Regions from separate parts of the Homo sapiens genome. Here region 1 is linked to region 2. The links are chromatin loops, found by intact Hi-C in ENCODE. Cell type or tissue: MCF 10A. All regions are shown on one strand.

Region 1 (2,500 bases), 120 kb after region 2:
GTGGCTCACGCTTGTAATCCCAGCACTTTGGGAGGCTGAGGCACGTGGATCACCTGAGGCCAGGAGTTCAAGACAAGCTTGGCCAACATGACAAAACCCCGTTTCTACTAAAAGTACAAAAATTGGCCGGCGTGGTAGCGTGTGCCTGTGATTCCAGCTACTCAAGAGGCTGAGGCAGAGTTGCTTGAACCCAGGAGGCGGAGGTTGCAGTGAGCCAAGATTGCGCCATTGCACTCCAGCCTGGGCAACAAGAGCAAGACTCTGTCTCAAAAAAAAAAAAGGATAGTGGTTCAAATAGATGTTTCTGTGAAGGGACAAGTACTGGGAAGTGCTATACTGCCATCTTTCTGACATCACCCTTCTTCCATTCTAGATAGCCTTTTTGAAAGTAATACTATAGTTTCAACATTTTACCATGTTATTAAGTGTTCTCATTCATTTTGAGAAATCTGAAAACCAAGTATATTTAACTAACAAAACAAACACTACATTCCCCCAAGTTACTACTGATAACTATTAACAGCATGAGATATTCATTCTAGTATTTTTTTCTATGGCATTTTTTAAGAAAAAAATTTAACTACATTCTCAAAAGAAATAAAGAGAGGAAAGAACCGAGGAGGAAAAAAAGAAAGGATGGGAAGGAGGAAAAATAAGGCTAACAAGGCATTTGAACTCAATAAGCTTACATTAATAAAAATTATCATGATAGAATATAATGCAACAATAAATGATATACATTGTGGTATAACATTTTGATATTTCTTTCTCATACCTAGAACTATAACCAATTCAGTCTAAAGCACGTGTTGTTTCAGGGGAAAGATAGCTGTGATTGGGTTACAAATGTTTTCATAAAACTCATACCAGGGACAAGTGAAGAAAATCATAATATCTGAGTCTGGTTTATCTTCTTCCCATCCCCGCTTTTTAGAGTAAAAAGGTATTTTGTGCTTCAGAGAGAAAACCCCTTAAAAACTTATTGCATTGAGTCTAGGCCACAAACAACAGATTGAAAATAGAATACATGATACTCAAAGCTGAAATATATAAAAAAAAAAAAGTAAAATCACATCACACGGTAGTGTTGAAACATTCAAGTGTGTAAATACATGTCGACATCCTTTGTTCAGAATGAGGAAATACTTGAAGTGTAAAAACTTATTACTAATCATTGTTTCTCAATTTTGACTTAAGGGCTATTTGTTCAGAATAAAATATATGGAACTAAGGCCAAGAATTTGTATGTTTACCTAATGTGACTTGTGTTTGCCAATGTTTGAGAACCTCAGTGTTTGTCAAGAGGCCTAGGAATTCATAAACATAACAAAAGTAACTGGCTTTACCTTAACCTAATATGCCAACTCCCAAAATTATGCCAAACTTGCTTTACTTGTCATCATAGCACTTAATACCCCCCAACATTATATATTTTTGTTTCATTTTTGACACATAACAATTTTACTTATTTATGGGATATGGTGATATTTTAATGTTATTTAGCAAAACCATCACCTCATGTATTTACCATTTCTTTGTAGTGAGAACAACCAAAATCTTTTCTAGCCATTTTGAAACAATGTTGTTAACCACAGTCATCCTACTGTGCAATAGACCGCCAGAATTTATTCCTCCTAACTGTAACTTTGTACCCACTGATTAATCTCTTCTCAGCCTCTGATAACCACCATTTTATTTCCCACTTCTATGAGATCAACTTCTTTGGATTCTACACCTGCATGAGATCATGTGATATTTGTCTTTCTGTGCCTGGCTTATTTCACTTAATGTTCTCCAGGTCCATCTATGTTGCCACAAATGACAGGATTTCATTCCTTTTAATGGCTGAATAGTATTCCATTGTATGTATATACCACATTTTCTTTATCCGCTCATCCACTGATGGACACTTAGGTTGATTCCATATCTCGGCTCTTATGAACAGTGCTGCAATAAACATGAGAGTGCAGATATCTCTGCAACATACTGATTTTACTTCCTTCAGATATATACCCAGGCGTGGGATTGTGGGATCATATGGCAGTTTTGTTTTTAATTTTTTGAGGAACCTCTATACTGTTTTCTATAATGGCTAGAGTAATTCAAATTCTTTTGTTTATTTATTATTTTTTTGAGACGGAGTCTCGCTGTGTCACCCAGGCTGGAGTGCAGTGGTGTGATCTCGGCTCACTGCAGCCTCTGCCTCCCAGGTTTAGCTGGGACTACAGGCATGTGCTGCCATGCCTGGCTAATTTTTTTGTATTTTTAGTAGATAAGGGGTTTCAGCATGTGGGCCAGGATGGTCTTGACCTCCTGACCTCGGGATCCGCCCACCTCAGCCTCCCAAAGTGCTGGGATTACAGGCGTGAGCCACTGCATCTGGCCAGTAATTTACATTCTTACCAACAGTGTATAAGTATTTCTCTCCACATATGCATGGGCATGTTATTTTTTGTCTTTTTGATAATAGCCATTCTAACAGGTATGAGGTGATATCTCA
Region 2 (2,500 bases):
CCTGATATTTGTAGAAAGTGACTGGATTCAAAATAGTAGTGTGGATTAAAAAGAGTTGGATAAAGAAAGAGTGAGGTTGGCTGGGCACGGTGGCTCACGTCTGTAATCCCAGCACTTTGAGACGCCGAGTTGAGTGGATCACCTGAGGTCAGGAGTTCGAGACCAGCCTGGCCAACATGGCAAAACCCCGTCTCTACTAAAAATACAGAAATCAGCTGGGCCTGGTGGCGGGTGCCTGTAATCCCAGCTATTTGGGAGGCTGAAGCAAGAGAATTGCTTGAACCCGGGAGGCAGAGGTTGCAGTGAGCTGAGATCGTGACATCGCACTCCAGCCTGGGTGACAAGAGTGAAACTCTGTCTCAAAAAAAAAAAAAAAGAATAAGGTTGCAGAAATCTTATTTTGCAATATATATTGATAGCGTCAACAACATCAGAATACAGTGGAAGGGTCAGACACAGCTGCTTTTGAGGATGTACTAAATACCTACTGTTTCCTTCCTGCACTTGAAATAGCTTTTGCCCTACATGATACCACCATTTTGTAACTCTCTCTTCCTAACCCCTTTTCCTTTATGAATTTTTGAGATGTTCATGGGCAAATTACCCATCAAGGTATTGTGCTTATAGGCTAATATGGACTTACTGAGGGACCTTGGCCATGGAAAATGGGTCTGCATGGTTCTGCAGAAGACCCTGAAAATGGGTCTGGCTGATTCTGCAGAGTGGGCCTAGGAGCTACACTGAAGTGTGACTTTAGGCCTCCCGTTCTGTAACTTTACCTCCAGATCCTTTACTGTATCCCTCTCATATCATGATGCCATATTCCTTTTGACCTGAACTCCAGGGGCTCAAAATCTAACACCCACCTATGCAGTTCCCCATTCAGATCTTCCACCTGTTTCCCCACTCCATGCCCTGTGAATGAAACAGATGGCTTTCCTGACCTCTAATCAAAGCCTACCCATATTGATCTGTTCCTTCTAGTCCTTAGTATGTGCTACCTCTTCTTTTCTGTGCCGAAGTGGTGAGTAGCCAATAGTTATTTCCTCTACCAGTGGTATTTTACTAGGCAATTATTGGAAATAGAATGCTGCCACCCGGTAGTGATAAATCTAACATTTCTCGTAGAAGATATAGGTGGATTAGTTACTCCCTGGGGCAATATGGATTAGTTCCTGTGTCCTTCAAATTGCACTCACCAAGCCTGAGCCATGCTTTACTGCTGAAACATCCTAGCAGAGAGAAGTAAGTGGCTCAGGGTGGCCCTCTTGTGGTGGACAAGCATTCCCAGGACTCTGCTGGTCACTAAAGAAAAGGTAGCCCTCAAACAGTCCTTTTTATTATTTTTGATTTTATTGTCATCATTATCAGTATCCTCCAAGTCAAGAATCTGTAAATAATACAATGAGATGCTAAAAACAAGTTTGAAAAATGTGAGCAAGGTCTGTTTCTAGTTTTAAAATAGCCCACATTTCTCAAATATGTTACTGTTTGGTTCAGAATTTGGACCACTACCTAAAAAGAACAGATCATTCAAACGTGTCTTTTGAATATTTCTGTCATCTGGAAATGCCTGCGCATAAGCCCCATGACGGATGTGCTTGGCTAAAAAACCTGTTGACGTGTCCTCAGCCTTCAGAATAGAAGAGACAGCCAGTTTCCCATGATTCTAAGGATAAACATCCCCCACTGGAAAAATATTACATTAGCTGGCAAGTAATAATCCAAACATGTACATGGATAGTAAATATTCTGTGTGTGATCCTCATAATTTTATACTCCAAAACAGTATTTTAGGAGGATCAAAATTATATTTATTAACACACAGTTGAAATTGCCATTCTAGAACTCAAATAACACAGGACCAAATTTGACAGAATCAGCTGTGGAACTTTATCAAAAGTCTGAAGCCAGGACCTCACCACTGGATGGTCTGAGTCAGAAGTCTGGGGAGAGTTCCAGCATTACTATTTTTCTTTTTCATTCTCTGTGTGATTATAGTATGCAGCTAGGACTGAGTGAGAGTAACACTAAACCGTGATCTCCTTGGTGGAATGCTGTGGGTACTCCTAGGAGAGACTCTCCAAATTTGTGAATTTATACCAGTGTAGTGGGCTACTCAGAATGCAAACAGTCACGCTACATGTCACATTTCAGGGAATCTTCAGAGCTGACCAGACCTGTTGAAGACAAGGATTTCTTCCTCTTCTTTGAGTCCTCTTGGTCTAACCTGGCACAGAATTGGTATTCACAAATATTTGTTAAATGGAATGTTAATTGAAGTACCCAAGACCTTAGGAATTGAAGATAATTTAAGATTTAAGAGTTCTGCTAAACAACTGAGATCTCATGATCTTAAAGTACTTTGAAAATTGCAAGGGGCAGACATTATTCAAGAAGGAAGGATTTCTTAAAATACGTCCTTTATAGTAGCCTTTGAACTTTAACATGCAGAAGAATGAGTTTAGGCGGGGCACAGTGTTTCAGGCCTATAATCTCA

What was found. Peaks named below come from ENCODE experiments on the same cell type or tissue, not always from the same donor. Only the 100,000 strongest peaks of a DNase experiment are listed, where the experiment ranks them.
Region 1: it touches region 2 in a loop (2.2-fold over the local background); 14 of 110 quality-filtered maps call a loop at or near these places.

Annotation. Positions count from the first base shown.
Region 1 is chr6:127,346,066-127,348,565 of GRCh38, reverse strand. No RefSeq gene overlaps it. Among named protein-coding and RNA genes, the nearest start is that of ECHDC1, 3.7 kb to the right of the region's middle. In MCF 10A, no CTCF peak of the experiment used is centred here; a DNase peak (open chromatin) is centred at 1,175.
Region 2 is chr6:127,463,826-127,466,325 of GRCh38, reverse strand. All of the region lies in intron 7 of SOGA3-KIAA0408 (SOGA3-KIAA0408 readthrough), which reads left to right. It overlaps LOC124901399 (a long non-coding RNA gene), which reads right to left. Exons shown (of 2, transcript XR_007059750.1): 2 at 1,792-2,230. Among named protein-coding and RNA genes, the nearest start is that of KIAA0408, 5.7 kb to the right of the region's middle. RefSeq lists a silencer at 1,088-1,382. In MCF 10A, a CTCF peak has its summit at 1,258 (motif pointing left); a DNase peak (open chromatin) is centred at 1,255.